Linked DNA regions of Homo sapiens: regions 1, 2, 4 and 5 are each linked to region 3. A link is an interaction called in ENCODE POLR2A ChIA-PET data of the cell type or tissue named here. Cell type or tissue: MCF 10A. All regions are shown on one strand.

Region 1 (4,000 bases), 87 kb before region 3:
CCTGCAGGAGGCCTCCAGGGAGCACCAGACCTGCTGCTCCCTCAAGTTCCCTGGGATTTTTACTAAGAATCACTTGTGTCTGGTCTCAAATATGTTTATGACATTTGTATTTGTTATTGTAATTTTGTATTTTAATTAAATATTATGTAATCAAAATAATGAGTGGCAAAAGCTTCTATATGAACTAAGGATGAATACTTTGCAAATACTCGATAAAGGCATGTTGTTAAAAAATGAGTACTGTCTGATTAGGTATATACAATAGGCCATTCTTGCATTGCTATGAAGAAATATCTGAGACTGGGTAATTTATAAAGAAAAGAGGTTTAATTGGCTCACGATTCTGCAAGCTGCACAGGAAGCATGGTTCTGGCATCTATTTGGCTTCTGGGGAAACCTCAGGTAGCTTACAATTATGGCAGAAGGCGAAGGAGGGGCAGGCATCCCACGTGGTGAGAGGGAGTGTAGGGGAGAGGGAGAGAAAGACAGAAAGTGCAAGAGAGAAAGTATGAACACATTTCTAAACAATCAGACTTCCTGAGAACCCACTCATAGCAACAAGACATGATGGATCTGCCCCCATTACTCAAACACCTCCCACCAGGCCCCGCCTCCAACATTAGGGATCACAATTCAACCTGAGATTTCACGGGGACATATATTCAAACCATATCAGTTTAGTTCTCCCTCTTTCTAACCCTTTTTTTTTTTTTTTTGGAGACGGAGTCTTACACTGTTGCCCAGGCTGCAGTGCAGTGGTGTGATCTCGGTGCTCGCTGCAACCTCTGCCTCCCGGGCTCAAGCAATTCTCCTGCCTCAGCCTCCAGAGTGGTTGGGACTACAGGCTCACGCCACCACACCTGGCTAATTTTTGTATTTTAGTAGAGACGGGGTTTCACCATGTTGGCCAGGCTGGTCTTGAACTCCTGACCTCACATGATCTGCCCATCTCAGCCTCCCAAAGTGCTGAGATTACAAGCATGAGCCACCGCGCGCCCAGACTCTACCCCTCTTTTTAAAGAAAAAAAAAGTTGTCCTTCCTCTTCCCAGGGTTAGACATTTACCATCAAAATTTAGATACAGCTTTAAACGAATACACACACACACACATACAAACACAGTAGAGAGCAGTGAAAAATATCTTATTTTAAGTATTTCTTAGGTATAGCTTTATAGTGGTAATTATCGCTAATATAACAACTCTTATAAATACCTTTATTTATAATTTTTCCCTTTGTAGAATAGCTGACTTCAATTGCTAAATCTCATATCACCATAACTCCCAACTGAGCCTTCAGTACAACCTCCTAGACTTGCATTTTAATGTTCACCATGATTACCAAGGCAATAAAAGATGCTGAAGTGAATTCTACAGTCATCAAAAAAAATTAATTATACTTAATATACTACTGATTTTATTTGTTGTGTTCTGATTCTTTGAAAATAATTGGTAAACCATATGTGTTTAATGTAATAGCTTTCTATTAACCAGAATATTTAATAAGCCAAAACATTGATTTTCCCACCATCTTGGAAAACCAAATTTAATGTCTTCAATACATAACAAAGTTGAAGTTGATGACATTATTGTGACATAGGTATTTGTTAAGCTCCACTTCCTCTCCAGAAAGAAGCCTGAGGGGTTTTCTTGATTTAAAGCAGAGTACATTTGGGATCCTGAAATTTCAAACCAGCTAATGAATTTGAGGCTCTGTGTTTATTCCAGAAAATAAAATCACTTTGTTTAAAATTAATGTGAGCATTATGTATTATTCCATTAAAGGAAGTCTCTGAGGGCAAGAGTAGCTTTCAACCTGATTTACAAGTTAATAGTCGTTTGCAAAGGACTGTACACATTTTCCTAGAGAAAAATTATACCACAATCCCATTTCCTCTCTATCCCTCTATGAACATTGACTAAGTTCAACAACTGCATTAAAAGTCTCTGTGATGGAAGGGCTTCCAAGAAGGGAATAAAAAAAAGAGAGAGAGAAAATAAGATCAATTTATCTAATTGAACACCAAAGCATGGCAATTCATTCATTCATTTATTCATTTAACAAGTAAATTTTGTTACATTTTAGAATGTATCATAAATATTTCAATTTCACAAATTATACAAATGTAAACAATTATATTGTGTGTGAAACTGTATTTAAGCATATAGTATCCGCCCAAGTGCATTTAGAAGAAGACACAACATATTCTTTAATGCCGAGCATGTTCTCTTCTGCTCAACCCTACTCTCTTGGAAAATCTGTGCTTTAGACAAATTCTAGTTTAACAAACCCAGATCAGAATTCCATATTGAAAAAAAAGGGGGGGATTTGTTGAACAAAATATAGTTGCTCCAGTTGTAGTTGAAAGGCTTTCTCTGGATTTTTTTTTTCTCGTCGGCCTAGCGGTAGACTGCCTCCAGGGGGCACCAGAATACAGCAGATTTCTATCAATGCGTAAAACTAGTTGAATCAAAGTAAGTTTCCAGGACATAAAATAGGCTGTGGGTAGGGTGCAGTTGCTAAAGAGAAAAGTACGTTGTAATTTGTTCACCTGTGCATTATTTTCATCATCTTTTAAAAATGCCTTTTTTATATTCCATAATCTGGTCCTTTTATTCAAATTTTAAGAGGAAGCAATTCTCAATGGTGATCTCTTCCTGACAATAACGTCCTGTGACAGCTAGCTACTCACCTACAAATGTCTTATAGTCCAAGCTAAACTATAGCTCCTTGAGGGTAGATTCCATTCCTCTTTGCATATTTCTCCAGCTCCTAGCTAAATATAGTAGTGTCCAATAATTTTTTTTTTTTTTTTTTTTGAGACAGGGTCTCAACCTGTCACCCAGACCGGAGTGGAGTGGTGCCATCTCGGCTCACTGCCTCCTTCCCTCCTGGGGTTCAAGCGATTCTCCTGCCTCAGCCTCCCAAGTAGCTGAGATTACAGGCGCCCACCACCACGCTTGGCTAATTTTTTATTTTTAGTAGAGACGGAGTTTCACCATGTTGGCCAGGCTGGCCTTGAACTCCTGACCTCATGTGACCTTCCCGCCTAGGCCTCCCAAAATGCTGGGATTTATAGGTGTGAGCCACCGCGCCTGGCCCCATGCCCAATACATTTTTAATTTAAGAATGGTGCAGAGAAGAGCAGCACAGTGTAAAACTGAAGAGCCAAGGGGCTCTGGTGACTGCTGAGAGTACAGCAGAGTGAAATACAGATGCGAAGTTACTTAGTGGATCTGAAACATGTAAATGGCATTGGCTATCTTAAAATGTCCTTGATGTGATGGTAATTGTTCCATTTCCTTGCTTTTTTATTTTTATCTATTTTGAGACAGAGTCTTGCTCTGTTGCCCATGCTGGATTACAGTGGCGCAATCACCCTTGACACCTCAAGAGTGTCACCTAGACCTCCCCAGTAGCTGGGACTACAGGTGCCCACGCTCATACCCAGCTAATTTTTTTTTTTTTTTTTTTTTTTTTTTTTTTTGCTATGTTGCCCAGGCTGGTCTGGAACCCCAGGGCTCCAGGTATCCTCCCACCTCAGTATCCTAAAGTGCTGGGATTATAGGCATGAGCCACCAATCCCAACCTCATTTCACTTTAAAATGCTATTTTAGGAGGCAGGAGGATCACTTGAGCCCAGGAGTTCAAGGCTTCAGTGAGCCATGATCATGCCATTGCTACTCTAGCCTGAGCTACAGAGTGGGAGCCTGTCTCAAAAATTTTTTTTAAATCTTTTTTTTTAAGCTACTTTATAGCAATAGTGTTCTCCAGCACTTCTGGGAGCCTACTTTCCTACAGAGAGCGCAAAATTGAGATACAATGTGCCACGCAGTGCTACACAATGCCATTTTATATCAGGGACTTGAGCATCTGAGGATTTTGGTACGGAGGAGGTAGCCTGGATGCAAAGTTGGCGTGGATTGGCCCAGAACCAATCCCCCGTGGATACTGAAGGAAAGCCATACCAACCTATTTATATTTCCAAAAAAGTTCAGACA
Region 2 (4,000 bases), 74 kb before region 3:
TTCATATATTCTATAAAATATAGTGAAATTGTGCCAATATTCTATGCACTAGGAACAAGATGATATATGGTACAATACCTGCCCTTAATGATTATTCAGTATTAGCCCTTATGATGGTGATAGAGAGAAAAATATGAGTGACATTTAGAAGGATAGAATGGGTACAATTGAATATGGGGGGTGGGTGAAGAGAATATAAGGAGGGAGCAGGAGGAGAAATTTAAGATTATGCTTCAGGCTTTGCCTGGGTCATTTAGAGAATGACAATGTCATTCTCAGAAATAAAGAATTCTGGGGCTGGGTGCAGTGGCTCACGCTTGTAACCCCAGCACTTTGCGAGGCTGAGGCAGGCAGATTGCTTGGGTCCAGGAGTTCCAGACCAGCCTGGGAAACATGGCAAAATCCCATCTCTACAAAAATAAAAATAAAAACTAAAAAATAAATTAGATGTGGTGGCACACACCTGTAGTCTCAGCTACTTGGGAGGTTGAGGTGGGAGGATTCCTTAAGCCCCTGGGAAGCAGAGGTTGCAGTGGGCTGAGATTGCACCACTGCACTTCAGCCTGGGTGACAGATTGACACCATATCTCAAAAAAAGAAAGAAAGAAGAAATTCTGGAATAAGGAATGCTGAGTTTAAGGACATCCAGGCCGGGGTGTCCATTATATGCAGCTGAGGAAAGAGATTGTAAACATACATTTCAGAACAATAAATATCACTAGTACTATTTGCATCTATGGCTTTTACAAAGAAAAGAAGGCTGAGAACAGAGTTCTGGGCAACACCAACATTTAAGTGGAGGCCAGAGAATGAGATTTCCTGGAAGGGGGCCAAGTAGGTGTGATCCAAGTAGCAAGAGAAGAACCAGGAAGTAATATGTCATAGAAGCCAAAGAGTACAAAGAGAAAAATATAGGCCGAAATGCCTGCTATGTTTGTAGTATAGAAGGAAGGTATTGGTGATGTAGATGAGAAAGCTTAGTCAGAGAATGTCAGATGGTAATGAGCTGATGATCATGTGTGGATTATCCCTTCAGTAAGCCAGACTCCATAGGAAAGGAGAGAGACAGAGGAGATGCACAGTCAAGAATTAATAGAACTCATTTATGGGGCCCATCTGCAGGTCTCCACCCTTTTGAGCATGACTTTAACTCTCAGATCTAACTGAGCATCCTCATGGAACTGCTCCTCTATGTCCTGGGGTCCTCCCCATTCCTCCAGAGTTCATCATGAGCCCCTGCCAGTAGCTCCTAGACACAGCCTTTTCTGCCCAGCTCCTCCTTCTGCAAGACTAGAGGGGAACCACAACTTCCACCCTGCCTCTTTGGTCTTCCAAAGGAGAATTAAGATCTCAGCCTTCTTTTCTTTGTAAAAGCCATAGATTCAAATAGTACTAGTGATATTTATTGTTCCGAAATGTATGCTTATGATCTCTTTCCCCAGCTGCATAACAGATCCCCAGGCCTGGATGACCCTAAACTCACCATTCCTTATTCCAGAATTTCCCCTCCCTCCCTTCCTTTCTTCCTTTCTTCCTTCCTTCTGGCAGCTCCACACCTGACGACGTGGATGTATATGCCATTCTATCCTGAAAGACTGGAGAAATAAAGTGGAAATTGTACTGTATAGAAGGAAACAAAAAGCTGTGCTCAAGTGTGTGGTCTGGGAAGAGCGGGAGCAGGCAGGGCCAGGATTGGGCCTGGGCCTTCTCCATGTCAGATCTCCTGATTGGCTTTCCCACATCTGTGGGCCCAGGTTCACACATCTCCCAAGGCAAACATTAATTCTCAAAGGTCAGACTTATAAAGAAGAATAAAAGATATTCTTAACTTTTAGAGCTTTTAAGATTTCTTTCTGCATGGCTTCAATAAGGCACAGTATTATGATCTCTTAGTTACACCAGAGAAATTTTGAGACAAGATACTAAAAAAGAATTCAAACTTTGGCAAGGATTCTCCTTAGTTTCCATAGGGAGGAATGCTTAATGCCAGTCTTGGCTCCCCTGCCAGAAGGGGAAAGAATGGAAGATTAATGGAGCCAAGTTGTTGAATAGGTAGAAAGGGTGTGGCTCTGGGCACAGGCATGAACAGGTCACCTTCTGGGACAGAGGAGCAATGAAGGGATTAGCTGCAGGTGCAGACATGTTTGCAAATGGGACAAAACAAAGTTCTGTGTGATGGCTTTGTTTTCTTGGTAAATTGCAAACAAAATCTGCTAGCAGTAAAAGTTGAGGTCATTGTTGCTACTGCTGCTGCTAAACGCAGAACCACATGTTGTGCACTGAATATGTGGGTGTGTCTTTTATGTGTGTTATCTTATTGAGCCCCTGACACAGCCTTCTGAAGTATTCTTAGTGAGATTTTACATATGAGGAAAATGGAACTTAAGATATTTATTCATGTCGCCCAACTAGTAAGTGCCAACAAGGGGAATGGAAGGAAATGGCAAATGGAGCAGCAGAGAATGATTTCTTGGTGTTTGAGAAGGAAATAAACACCAAAAATTTGCAGAGACACCAGTCTAAGGACTGAGTGATTTTCTCCAACTGTGTGATGGAACTGGGGCAGAGGAACAAGGGAGGAAGGGGACTGGACTGATTCGGGGCTGATATTCTACAGTGTGTCATGGAAGGACAAAGGGGCAAAAAAGTTGAGAATTTGGGCAAAAGTATAATCAAGAGAGAGGCTATGGGATCCAGGCTGGAAAGGGGAGCATAAAGCCTGTAGACAATAGGTCAAAATAAAATGAAAGGGTCATAGAAGTGGAGTTTGAAATGATGTCGAAGAGGCAAGTATTTGGGAATTTGGGATTCAGAGAGTCAAAAAACTGAAATAATATGAGACTGATAAAGTTATGGTCAAAGAATAGGAAATTGTAGTTACAGATTTTACATAGGGATCAATTCTGAAAAATCATCAGGTTCAGCATTACCAAAATGAAGTAAAGGTTAATGTAGTTAGACTTTAAAAGCACAAATAATTGAACTAGTATATAAAATGAGATGAATACTTATACATTTATTTATTTATTTACACCTTACTCTAGTCTTTAAAATATGAGGTATAGACTTTTTCTAGTAGTTTTTTTTTTTTTTTAATTTCCATAGGCTATTGGGGAACAAGTGGTATTTGGTTACATGAATAAGTTCTTTAGTGGTGATGTGTAAGATTTTGGTGCACCCATCACCTGAGCAATGTACACTGAACCCAATTTGTAGTCTTTTATCCCTCATCCCCTTACCACCCTTTTCCCCTCAAGTCCCCAAAGTCCATTTATCATCCTTACCGCCTTTTGCATCCTCATAACTTAGCTCCCATTTATGAGTGAGAACATATGATGTTTGGTTTTCCATTCCTGAGTTACTTCACTTAGAATCATAGTCTCCAATACCATCCAGGTTGGTGCAAATGCCATTAATTTATTCCTTTTTATGGCTGAGCAGTATTCCATGGTATATATGTACCACAATTTCTTTATCCACTTGTTGATTGATGGTGTTTGGGCTGGTTCCATATTTTTGCAATTGCGAATTGTGCTGCTGTAAACATGTGTGTGCAAGTATCTTTTTCATATAACGACTTCTTTTCCTCTGGGTAGATTTGGTGAGAGCTTGTCCTCTTTACCTCTGAGTAGATTTGGTGAGATAATGATGGTGAGACAAGCTAGAAAGAAATATGATAAATGAAGAAATATATTGTCAGTAACTGTGCTGGGAACTCATATATTTGGTACATGAAAATGACAAAGGGAAACTGGTTTTGCATGAAGCAGGAATGGAAAACAAGAAAAATTCTGACTTGCCTAATGGTAAGAGGAGTAATGGTGAGTACACAGTCCACACCAGAGAGGACCACAAAGAAGCATCATATCCTGGAAAGAAGGAGCAAGTTTTCTCTATGGCAAGGAGGTAGGATAATCATCATGTGATAAACTCGAGAGTTGTAGGAGACTGGGGACATGATCAAGGTATTGGAGGCAGCACTGGGTGAGAGCACAAGTCG
Region 3 (4,000 bases):
TATGATTCTAATGGTGGCTTTTTTTTTTTTTTAACAGAAATCTTAAAGACATTTGTAGAATTCCAAAGAAAAAAAGGGTTGCTATCAGTTAACTCCTGCAAATAAGAACCTAAGTTAAATCTCAGCTCAGCACTGAATATAAGCTCACAAAGCTTCTTTGAAGATAATTAGTTTGCCTGTTTTTGAAACTTCTTCATTCCATGCAAATGGTTTTTCAGGAGAATGTATCTGTGTTTTAGAATGCCGAAGTTGTTTATACCTTGTCTGCTAGTCCTAACCCATGCTGTGATGACTCACTCACCCCCAGGTTGAGAGGAAAGATTGGGCTGCTCTGTTACCAAAGTAAACACTAGGGCCTAAGTAGTGCCTTTTTCATTGATCACCTGCTAACGGACAGGCTATGCAAACACGCTCCCTTGGTGAGAACATGTAGAGCTGTCTTTTTTTCCAAATGCATCCCTTGGATTACAGAGCTACATATTCTGAAAATTCTTCTAATGTCTTCTTAGAACAAAAAAACTGTTGAGTGGAAGAACATGAACAACCAGGCATGTTTGATACATAAGCTCCTTAGTACCAAACAAGCTGAAACTGGGATGACTCAGACAATGGCGTAGAAGCAGGTTCTCTTCTTGACATGGCTTTCCTTTAACAGCTCAGCTTTGCTATAGTCCAAGGATAGCACCACTCTACCCAAGAGTGAAAGAGACAACTCACTCAGAGATTCCCAGCGAGCCCCTCTAGGGCAATTAGGCTAATAATTAGCCAGTTGCAACTAGAAGCTTATTGTTAGTCTTTGCAATCAGGAAGCATGAAGGTTGCATTCTGAACTGAGAAACTTCAACATAGTACTTTTTTTAAAAAAAATGTATCGTAGTTTCATTTAAGGCACTGTGTATTTGCAGCAGAAAAAGACAAACATCATTTGACTTAGCTTAGAATTTGTGATGTTTCTGAATGTTGAATTTACCCTTCAAAGTCATAAATTGGAGAATGCAGGGAAAGGTCTATTCACCCTTGTACTTAAATCCCTGACATTGATGGAAAAAGATGCCTCTGTGTTTCTGAGCCCAATAAAAGACAATTTTGGAGAGGTAAATGTGGGGATATATGGAGTGGGGGGAAGAGGAACAAGGCTTGACTGACTTCTTTAAACACCCCTGGCAGTAATTTTCATCCCTCCTGGGGTTTGTCTTTGGATTAGAGACTGTTCCACCGTGGTGTCTGGATGCCCTAATCTCATAGCCAGTTCTCCTGGGAGGATGGTGCAGCTGTGCCCTGTTGCACAAGGGCACCCAGCCCAGGGTGCTCTTGGTGGGAGGAGGCTGTGTCAGCCCAGAGGAAGGGTCACCTCTCCCTAAATTACAGTAGCTCCCTAAATCACTCCAGAGTGAGAGCCCCTAGGTGTCCTGCATGACTCATATACTGTTCTGAGACAAAGGCGGTTGTCTTTGTTTGGGATCTGCCAGGAATTCATGTAATCATGTTGATGTCTCCAGTCATGATGTGTCCCACTTCTTATCACCTACACATCTTCAGAAGAGGATATTATTCCAATGACAATTCTATCAACATGAAATCGATCATGCAGATGCCAGTGTCCTTTGTGTCCATTTCTCACAGTCTTCTACATCTGCGCTGAAATCAGTTTTTCTTTAGTGTTGTTATTGTTGTTTTTTCATTGGGAAAGGATTAAGCATTGAGGTGTTGCTTGACTTTGGAAATTGGGTGGGGTGGCATTTGGAAATGCAAATTTTCACTGAAGCATTTCAACTCGATAGAAAGGATAGAATAGGGAAACAGAGGGTATCCACATGGAACTTGCTTTCAAAGTCTCACTTGGCAATTTACTTTTATTGATGAAATTCAGAGTTTATGTTTCAAATCTAAGTATTTCCTCTTGAAAGTAACTTAATCAAAAGCAGTTGATAATAGCAGGTTAATTACCTTGAGTCTTTGCACTGGAAAAACTGGCTGGGTCACCCCATTACACAACCATCTATTATGATTATATGATGACTCATTATCACGAAGACAATCTTGTGCCATTTAAATCAGCAGGATTCCATTTCTTCACCAGAGAACTATCTCTAAATACACACACGCATGCTCACACACTTCTGAGTTTCCCTTTGTTTATTTTTGCAGCCAACAAAGTATGTTTTCGAGGTTAACAACGAAGCACAGGATAGTACAAGTGGAAGATCATTAACATGACTGGATAGGAACCTCTTTTAATTTCCCTTTCTTGGCTTTTTCCACACCCTAGGTGGATTACACTCACCCTGACACACCTAGAAAATACACCCAGATACCAGAATTGCAAAATTCAGGAAGAATGCACTGCACACTGTATCCAGGCAAGCCAAGCTCACCTAAAAATGGTCTCAAAAAGCAAAGGGCTCTGACCATCGACTGATGGGGTTGCAAGCCCAGCCTGTCTGCAGGAATTTTTAAATCTGAAACCACACTACAGAAATTATTTTATATATTACTTATTTTTAAAACTCAACTGTAAAAATAAGTGTTGCAGGAAGAGTGAGGAAGAGGGAATTTAAAAGAGGAAGTTGGGACTGAATCTATTCGTTCCAACCTCCCTAAGCAATCCACTTATTGATCAGTGCTTCCAACTCAAGGAATATTTAAAATTTTTTAATTAAAGAAAAAATTCTATCAATCAGAGAATCTTGAAGGTAGGGGGATCATTTACAATCATTTTACAGGTGAGGATATTGAGACCAGCAGGGAGATGACCTGCCCAAGCCTGCACAGATAGCAAGGACCAAAGTTGGGATGAGACTCAAATATGCCCTTTCAGATGTGCTTATAAAAACAAGTCAGTGTTCACATTTACTGTATTAATAGGAATGTCTTTCAGGGGGAGTTTACAGAAAAAAAAAATAAACCGAATTAAGTTATGATGACTATATTTTCCATTGTTTTCATTTCCTTAAAAAAGGAAAGGCTGTTGAACTTGTGAGTTCTGCAGTCTATGGTTTTGAAGCTAAGTTATTACACACAAGCTACCTTGTGTGAACATGGAAAGACCTTGATATATTACTTCTTTGTTACAATCAGCAGTAAGTGCCACTTAGCATGTCTGGCTACTTACAGAGTGAAATAATTGCTTAGGAACCTAGAACTGCTTATTTAAAGGGTGGGAACTCAATATTTAATTACTGAACCAAAAAGCACCTCAGCTTTACTGTGGGAAATCTCATGCAATGCACTGTTAGCCTTCAGGTGGTTTCTCAGCCCAATTCTTCATTACTCTCCAGAATCCTCTGGAACTTCCCTTCTGTTATGACATAAAGGTATCTGTCTTGGTGAATCTGGATCAACAAGGAATGGCAGATCTCTATACTAGAACAAGGCTGAAGGAAGCAGACCATTTCTGCAAAATAAGAGTTTATCTTTGTCATAAATACTTTAGGTTGACATGGTTCTATTATATCAGGCTCGTTGGTCCCAGGAGGTTGCATTTTTCCTAAATGTGCGCCGTTAAGGTATTGTGTGATTGAGGAGGGGAAGAAGGCTGGATGGGAAATCATGCAAAGACAAGTGCATGTGGTAGAGAAGCTTATAAACGGAGTCATTTTCATGTTTAACAGGAGACCACGTTTCTTAATCTCTAGATATCCAGTATCTTCTTGAATGAGCTGTGGTATCACTTTAAAAGATGGGATTTTTAACATTTTTAATGACCACTTCAAATTCTCCACCAGCCACGGCATAGTTGTGTGGGTTTTTCTTTTCAATTTTGGTATAATCACCCAGATTACATTTCTCTATGAGAAACATTCACCTCGCATTTTGAAAAGCATAGAAAAATTCACTGCCAAGGACTAGCTGGCCAACAGTAGCCCTAGGGAGATATATTTCCGTTCTCCCACCCAGCCTCTCTGCACCCATCCTCACAATGACATACACCATAGTGGAAGTAACATATGACTTATGGTGGGAAAAAAAATAACAAATGATAAAATGGGAAGGAGGGCAA
Region 4 (4,000 bases), 53 kb before region 3:
AGGTTGAGAAGCCCAGCTCTAGAGTATGCCACCAACCCTACTTTGAGTAAGAAGTTGGTTCAAAGGAGGCTTGTCAAGGGTATCAGTGTTTCCCGAAAGGAAGTAGTCATAATATGGTCTGGCCTGTCCTGGTTGAGGCCTTTGAATTGGGCTTGGTACTTGCTACTTCAGGTCTTATAAACAATTATACAGAAAAAATATATACATAGAAGGGTCCTTGGAACTCCCATAGATAAAATTTCCGAAAATCCTACTTTCTGTTTTACAGTCAACAGAAAAAGGTGACATAGGGCAGGGTGTTTTGTTTGTTTTGTAGACTGATACATCCCAAGTTCCTAGAACAATACCTGGTATATGGTAGACACTCAAAATATATTTTATCCAGTGAAGAATAGCCTTAGATCCACACAGAATCTTCCTCAGGCCTCCTCATCATTGGAGAAATAATTGCTAATAATAACTGAATATTTATTGATTGCTTATTAAGTGCTAAGAACTGTTCTAAATGTTTGTTATCTAAATTAACTGAATTGATCTTCACAATCACTTTTTATGAAGTAGGCACTATTATTAATCCCCACCTTGCAGATGAGAAGAATTAGGCAAAGAGAAGTCAAATAACTTATCCGAGGTCACACAACCAGTAAGTGCTAGGGCCAGGATTCAAACCCAAGCATTCTGGCTCCAGAACCCAGGTTCTTAACATTCCATAGGTGCCATCCCCCACGGAAGACATCGTATGCACGGCCTCACCCTGCAGTGTCTCACTCAGCCCCAGCGGGAAATATCCCTAACATCAGAAAAAAAGAGAACTTCCTGGCCTAGAATCAGGCCCTAAAATTATGATAAAGATACTAGTCTAGAATAAGAAAGAGTTGAACCGTCCCCAAGTTCTGGAAGAACTAGGGGAGTCTCTGAGGCTGGGAGGTGATGGCTGGGTGCATTTGGAGAAGACACTAGTGATTTGCCTGGCTCTCTACTCAGCTTCCTGAACTTTTGTCCTTGACCACCAGCCAGAGTCTCCTCCCACTCAGCACCCACCCCACCGGCTCAGTGGTGCCTCTGAACTTCATCAGAGAGAACTGGAGGAGCTCGGCTTCTAGCACCTCAGCTTCACTTTGATGTTGGCCTTAATGTTAAGCATCTCCTGACCCTGTGCTCCAGATAACACCCAGTTTGCACCCTAATTCCTCTAGGCCAACAACCTCCTTAGCTTCTGCCATCCCACTCCCTCCCTCCCAGCGGGGAGCTTTGCTCTTAAAACCCCTTCTTCAAGCCTGTAATCCCAGCACTTCGGGAGGCCGAGGCGGGCAGATCACGAGGTCAAGAGATTGAGACTATGCTGGCCAACATGGTGAAACCCTGTCTCTACTAAAATACAAAAAATTAGCCGGGTGTTGTGGTACACACCTGTAATCCCAGCTACTCAGGAGGCTGAGCCAGGGGAATCACTTGAACCCGGGAGGTGGAGGTTGCGATGAGCCAAGATCGCACCACTGCACTCCAGCCTGGGTGACAGAGCAGACTCCATCTCAAACACACACACACACACACACACACACACACACACACACACTTTTTCAGTTATGTCCTGTTTCTTCTGCCTGCCCACATCTTCTCAGATTGTCTTGGCTCTGCTGTGATATCCCTACACACTGCTCCCCGGCTCGTACCCTAACCTGCCTGGCCAGCCCTCCCTGATGCCACTGCCTGCCTGGACTGCCCCCTGGCATTAGTTCCCATTCTTTCCACATGCCATGCTCCACCTGCCCGGACTTGCCACTGCTTGCAGCTGCACTTGCCCTGGAGCATCCTCCCTGCCCCCTGGGATGGGTGTGCCTGTCTCTAGGTTCTCTCTTCTCAACTGTCTGGGGCAACCACCTCCTGATAGCTGACACCTCAGCTATGACGCTGCTGAGAAACCAAGCTAGACCCATGCTGAGGTCAGCAAAACTATACCTCCATTCTCAACTGCTTCCCAGAGCCTGACAGCTGTGCCACCACCTCCAGGAAGTTCTTCCTAAACTCCCAAGCCGAGTGGACCCCTCATCCTTGGTGAACCTCGAGTACCTTGGATATGTCTCTTTGAGAATACCTATTGCTGCCATGATATTTCTTTTTAATATACGTAACAGGACAGAGAATATTCGTTTTGTTAGTATCAGGTATGAGACTTCTCTTAGGGCAAAAATCATTTTTGTTGGGACATATTTTCTTGAGATCACTTGGGTTTAGTGAGTTCCTGCAAGAAATAACAGCTGGTACTCAAGCCTTGAAGAAAAGAGCAATACTGTATCACACAAGGAGAGGGATTTGTCTGATCCTCAGAACAAATGGGGAGAGTAAAGGAAGATGAAACCTACAAGCATGGAGAGAAAGAGTAAAGCCATCAAAACACAAAAGGCCATATGCTCTGTCATGAGACCCTTCCCCTGGAAAAGCCTGCCAGCCTTATAAAACTAACATTATGAATAGATTGTTTTTGGAAAGCAATGATGAGTTTGACTTTGGCATCCAGATTTATTTGAAAGGAATCAGAAACAATGTGTGGATCCAGATCCAGAGATAGCCGAATCATGAGACTGCAAGCCCTTGGGAATTAAATGTGTATGTGTGTATATATATATATATATATATATATATATATATATATATATATATATATATATAATATACTGCTAAGAGAATAGAAACTACTATGTGAATAATCCTCATGGTGTCTTATGAAAAATCATTTCAAGAGAGTTACCAAGCCAGTGAAGCCAGTGAATTATACTTTGCTACCTTGCTTGTTTGGACAGAGGGCACAGAGGCCTGGGGGTTGGGGCCGTCATACTCCTAGGCCTCCAGAGAGCGCCAAAGCCAGCCTTCCTGAGTCATTGTGAGGGTGTGGCCCGTGTGGAGCGCCCCAGGTGAAGGGTGGGGAGTGCTGTCAGAATCCAGGTGGGGTAAGATGGGGTGGGGTAGGGAGGAGCCATTTGAGCGTCTGTTCTTTGCATGTTTTTTGGTCTCACAATTAACCTCCTAGACTCCTAGAGGCTGGGTGTGAGAGCTGTGTATGTACACACTGGAGACAGAGGGGACTCCAGGCAAGACATGAAAGCTATGAGAGCTTCAGGATGACCAACCCAACATAGAAACTTACATTGGCTCTGCTTTGATGCATCCCATCCCTTTACCTGGCCCAATTTACCTAGCCAACTGATTTCACAGCATCAGTGAGAGGCCTGCAGAAGTTGACCTCAAGTGCTAATTTGAAGGCTATGTAGATTAGGCCCAAGTAATACAATTTCCACAGAAATCATAAAAGCAGGGACTCTAAGAGACAAAATAATGATCTTATAATTGAATGAGCCACCCATTTACTGCTTGGGATGTTAGCCATTTACTATGTGCTCTAATCAAAAGATGAGGTAGCCTCTATTGAAACCACCAGTTCAGGTGATTTCTGATCAGCTGATTTCTATGTGTAATTGACACAAATGAGTATTTGTGTACTGTCTAGACCATGTCACCATCCCGTCAGAAGCTCAGGCAATACTTATACATGATATGTACTAGAACACATTATTTTCCTGGAAACAATTATAATGCCATTTACTTCCTCTAATGAAAACATATCTGCCTATATATCATCCACGAGGAATAAAAACAAGGAGGTCTTAAAATGCTCTGAATGAGGCTCTATGACTGGCCCCATTACCTCTTCACAATCAACTGAGTTCAAAGAAAGAATAAACAATTGCTCACTCTGAGTCTAACTTTAACTAGAGGCTGATGTCATGGCCATTTAGGCTGCAGTGGGATAACATTCAAGGAATAATAACTGGAGTCATAGAAGGGATACTTGTACTCTCTAGCCTGAAGCAAACCTATGTTAATTAAGCACTTAGGATTCTCATAGTTGTACTGTGAGTCTCTTGAGATTGAACACTGACTGCCACCCAATCTCCCACAAATCACCACCAAGTATCAGTAACTTTGACCTTTGAGCACATAT
Region 5 (4,000 bases), 81 kb before region 3:
CCTGCACCGCATTTTGAGTAGCAAGGGCAGGAAATCTGTGCCCTCTTAGAATGTAACACTGGAAAGTGGTCTCCCTCTTATGGTTTTTAAAATTGTGAATGTGCTGGTTTGAGCAATAAACTCTGAAGGTTGAGCATGCATATGCAGTACACGATTCTAATGAAATCAACTGTACAGCAAAATTAGCTGTCATTAACAATGTATCATCAATAATGTATAGGACACAGTAATTAGGTATAACTGCTGAGCCGGCCGCATAATTGTCATAATTAATATTGCTTTTACAGAAATCACATCTTTAGATTTTCTCTTCTCATGCGACCATCTTCCTCCCGATATAAAAGAGCTTTTAACCATCATGTTCTCCCTCACCCAATGATATGGGTAAGTTTAAAACCAGAGTGCAAATGATTTTGTCACAACATTTTATTTTTGACAAGGGGAATAATTAGGAAAATAGAAAGTTGTTTGAAAGGTAAATCATTAAAGAAAAAAGAAAACAGAGTTTGAAAATGTTAAAATCAAAATTTCCCAGATTCACAGTTTTGTTTAGGTTGACTTCATCGTTGTGAGCGCCATTGAAAGACACAGGTGTGGCTCACTCGAAAGTTTTCAGAAAGAGTAAACAGATTTTAACACCTGCCACTGATAGAGTAGGGAGGGGCCTAGGGATTGGTAAAAAGGATATTGACGGTGAAACACCCATATGAAAAGAAACTTCACAAACGTAATTTAAGTCTTTCATGATTGTCTATGACAGAGTGGTGGGGGAGGGGGAAGTGTTCTCAGAAACAAGGCTTTCCTACAGTAGGCAGAGGCATGAGAAGATTCAGGCACATCACTTCCTGCCAGGGATACTGTCAAGCAAACCCCAACAAAAGCAAGAAAATGATCATATTCCTTTTTTTGTAGTATTGCCTTCTCCAAGAGTCTATTTCAGCAATCCACTCTAGCCACCAGGTTGGAGCAAAAGAAATGAATACTTTATTCAGCTGACTCTGCACAGAAAATTAGCTCACGATATTTAACCAACGTAAGATACCCTCTTAAAGAAATTCAGCAGACAGTAACACTATAAAAAGATTTGCCAAAAAAAAAAAAAACACCAAGAGTTAATAACCTGAGTGGTATTTTCATTTTATTATGAAGAACAGAAAAGCTAGAAAAAAAGAAATAAAAACAATAGTCAAGAAACCATAAAGAAATACAATCATAAACTCCTGATCCTTTGATGGTAGGTAAGACAGAAGAGAAGGGACCCTTTCCCTGAGGGCCAATCTTGCAGCAGACCTGAATTACGAGGTGAGTTCTCCACCCTCTGCCTGGGAGCTGATGAGAGGGGTGTGATACTGTTTATAAGGCACTGGCTAGTATTATAAACTTCCCTCACTTCTATAATCTAGTCAATGTCTACATCTATTTCATTTATTGATACTAAGACATTCTTTAGAAGTTTCTACTTTAATTTTTTTCCTGCACAGTACACCTTAATTCTTAACTTTATAATTTTCTATTCTTCCTAATCACAAAAAAGTGTTCAGATAAGAAAAGCATTTTGAGAACAATTTCCTGTTAAGTTATTCAGGATGGTGTTTGAGCAACAAAGCTATTATAGAAATCAGGTTTTAAAGCATTTGAAATCAGCTGCCCTTGGCAGCCCATCTTTCCCAAGGAGCCCCACGGTGCATACACCTAACTGCGACCATTCAGTTGCCCTTGTCCTCTCCCTAAAATAAATCCCAATTGTACTCCCACCTCCTTCCAGCTTCCTTCTGCCCCCTCGTGGCAGAGACCAAAGTTGCCCTCTAACTTTGAATGTTCTCTAGGGCCCAGCACCACTTTTAAAAAGAGCAGTTTCTGGCTTTTCAAGGGTCCTCTCTGTCCCTGGGATTTTTAGGTGTCCCATGGGGCATTGCAAATTTGCTGAGTCAAAGTTTGTCCAGCCAGATTTGCACAGCACGTGGTGGTGGCGGTAGCTTACTTTGAGCTAATGCTTCAGTCTGCTTCACCAGGCAAAAGATGACTAATCTGGCCTATGAGAGAGGAATGAAGCTGGGCATTGTATAGTGTGATTTTGTGATGCAGGAAAGTCAGTTTGATGTGTGTTAGCCATAGTGAGACTACCCTAGGATGGGGCGGTGCCCACTTTACTCAAATCAGATCCAGGCAGGGGAGTCAGACCTAGCAAATTACACCATAGAAAATTATGCCTCCGAATGAGAAACTGCAATCTCAAGAGTGGGTAATTAGGGTTCCTAATTGCACAACATTATTGAAAGTTTCTCCCACCTCCTTCAGTGAAATAGCATGCCTCCCATAGATCCAACCCTAAAGGTATACTGAAAGAGATTTGGCTAGCTCTAAAAGAAAATCAAGTTGTATTCAAAGAAACTCAATAACAGCTACAAATGAAGCCACAGTTCTACTCTCTCTTCTACGTTGCACTCGGGCTCCCTAGAGGCAAGCTCAGTTACCCCATGCAATGATGCTAACCCAAAGGCAGGACTGGGGAAAAGGAAGAACCCAAGATACTATTTGGCGGGACACTACAGGCCAAAAGAGGAGCTGACCTTGACCTGGAGCTCTCAAAGTTGGCTGTCCATTGGAAACATCTGGGGAGTGTCTAAGAATACCAAGAGCAGTGTGCCGTTGACCTGGCTCTCAGGCGACGAAGTAGGAGTGGGGGCTGATTTGTGATTTGTCTTATTTGTCAATTGCTATAATACAAATATCACATTGTCGCCAATTTTTTTTTTTTTTTTTTGAGCTGGAGTCTCGCTCTGTCACCAGGCTGGAGTGCAATGGTGCAATCTCTGCTCACTGCAAACTCTGCCTTCTGGTTTCAAGAAATTCTCCTGCCTCAGCCTCCAGAATAGCTGGGATTACAGGCACCCGCCACCACACCAGGCTGATTTTTTATTTTTAGTAGAGACAGGGTTTCACCATGTTGGCCAGGCTGGTCTCGAACTCCTGACCTCGTGATCTGCCCACCTCAGCCCCCCAGAGTGCTGGGATTACAGGCGTGAGCCACCACACCGCGCCCGGTCACACCGCGCCCGGTCACACCGTGGCCAATTTTAAGCTACCAGAAGGATGTCACTGAATACAGAGTCGGAAAGAGAATTGCAACCAGAATGAGCCAGCTCCTGCACATCACTGAAAAGACTGGGCTTAAGGAGTGAGGCCTGAGCATGGGGATATTTAAAACCTCCCCCAGGTGATTCCACTGTGCAGCCAACTTTGAGAACCACTGACCTCTCTGTGTAGCTTTCTTCCAGGCTGCTGCTGCTGGCGCCCTTCCATCGTCAACTCCACAACTCCCAGGTCAGTATATTCCCTTTATAATGCTGTTGCCACTTTTGGAAAATGTGCTTAGGGGAAGGTGCTTCTCTTCTTCCCCTGACATGCTAAGTTGCTCATTGAGGGTGCAGTGTGGATGCTCTCTAAAGGTAGTTCATTTATTAAAAAATATGTCTTAAATAATGCGTTTGAGGCACATGCTAGGCGCTCAGGAAACAGGACTGAAAAATACTCTTTGTAACTTCAAGGGGCTTATAGTCTGGAAAGAGAGAAAGAGTTAGCAGTATCAAGGGAGCATGGGGGAGGAGCCCAGAGAGCATGCATTGTTGCAGACACTGTTTATCAGCTAACCCAGCACTTTCTCAAACCCTTTGTCGTCTCCAAGATAACAACTAGAAAATCAAGTGCTGTGTTCCCCAGCTCCCCTTAAAGCCAGGCCTGGCAAGAAGACAGTTTTACTCAAGGAGAGAGGGAAGCTAAAATCAGCTGGGAGCCTCCAAAGAAGTTTTTGCTTTTAATGTTTAACAAAGAAAAAAATGAAAGCATATGCAAGGGTGGTAAAACCTCTGTCCCTGGAGCTCAAGGCAACTGCCTGGAGCTGATGCAGCCATCGTATAACCATGAGGTAAAAGCCAAAAGAATCACTGATACACTAGCACTAGCATCTTTTAGTCGTTGAAGCGATACCAGAAGCGGCCTC

Evidence for each region. Peaks named below come from ENCODE experiments on the same cell type or tissue, not always from the same donor. Only the 100,000 strongest peaks of a DNase experiment are listed, where the experiment ranks them.
Region 1: POLR2A ChIA-PET joins it to region 3 with 10 read pairs; 6 of 35 experiments call an interaction of 5 or more read pairs at or near these places.
Region 2: POLR2A ChIA-PET joins it to region 3 with 12 read pairs; 6 of 35 experiments call an interaction of 5 or more read pairs at or near these places.
Region 4: POLR2A ChIA-PET joins it to region 3 with 55 read pairs; 4 of 35 experiments call an interaction of 5 or more read pairs at or near these places.
Region 5: POLR2A ChIA-PET joins it to region 3 with 15 read pairs; 6 of 35 experiments call an interaction of 5 or more read pairs at or near these places.

Annotation. Positions count from the first base shown.
Region 1 is chr6:137,999,528-138,003,527 of GRCh38, forward strand. No RefSeq gene overlaps it. Among named protein-coding and RNA genes, the nearest start is that of SIMALR, 56 kb to the left of the region's middle. In MCF 10A, a CTCF peak has its summit at 2,429 (motif pointing right); a DNase peak (open chromatin) is centred at 2,444.
Region 2 is chr6:138,012,012-138,016,011 of GRCh38, forward strand. It overlaps LOC105378021 (a long non-coding RNA gene), which reads right to left. Exons shown (of 3, transcript XR_943062.2): 3 at 3,535-3,661. Among named protein-coding and RNA genes, the nearest start is that of SIMALR, 68 kb to the left of the region's middle. In MCF 10A, no CTCF peak of the experiment used is centred here; a DNase peak (open chromatin) is centred at 2,080.
Region 3 is chr6:138,086,384-138,090,383 of GRCh38, forward strand. It overlaps PERP (p53 apoptosis effector related to PMP22), which reads right to left. Exons shown (of 3, transcript NM_022121.5): 3 at 2,122-4,000. Among named protein-coding and RNA genes, the nearest start is that of PERP, 19 kb to the right of the region's middle. RefSeq lists an enhancer at 699-1,898. In MCF 10A, no CTCF peak of the experiment used is centred here; DNase peaks (open chromatin) are centred at 318, 578, 1,378 and 2,128.
Region 4 is chr6:138,033,416-138,037,415 of GRCh38, forward strand. LOC105378021 (a long non-coding RNA gene) reads right to left here and starts at 1,450. Exons shown (of 3, transcript XR_943062.2): 1 at 1,411-1,450. In MCF 10A, no CTCF peak of the experiment used is centred here; DNase peaks (open chromatin) are centred at 1,826 and 2,876.
Region 5 is chr6:138,005,337-138,009,336 of GRCh38, forward strand. No RefSeq gene overlaps it. Among named protein-coding and RNA genes, the nearest start is that of SIMALR, 62 kb to the left of the region's middle. In MCF 10A, a CTCF peak has its summit at 1,784 (motif pointing left); a DNase peak (open chromatin) is centred at 1,875.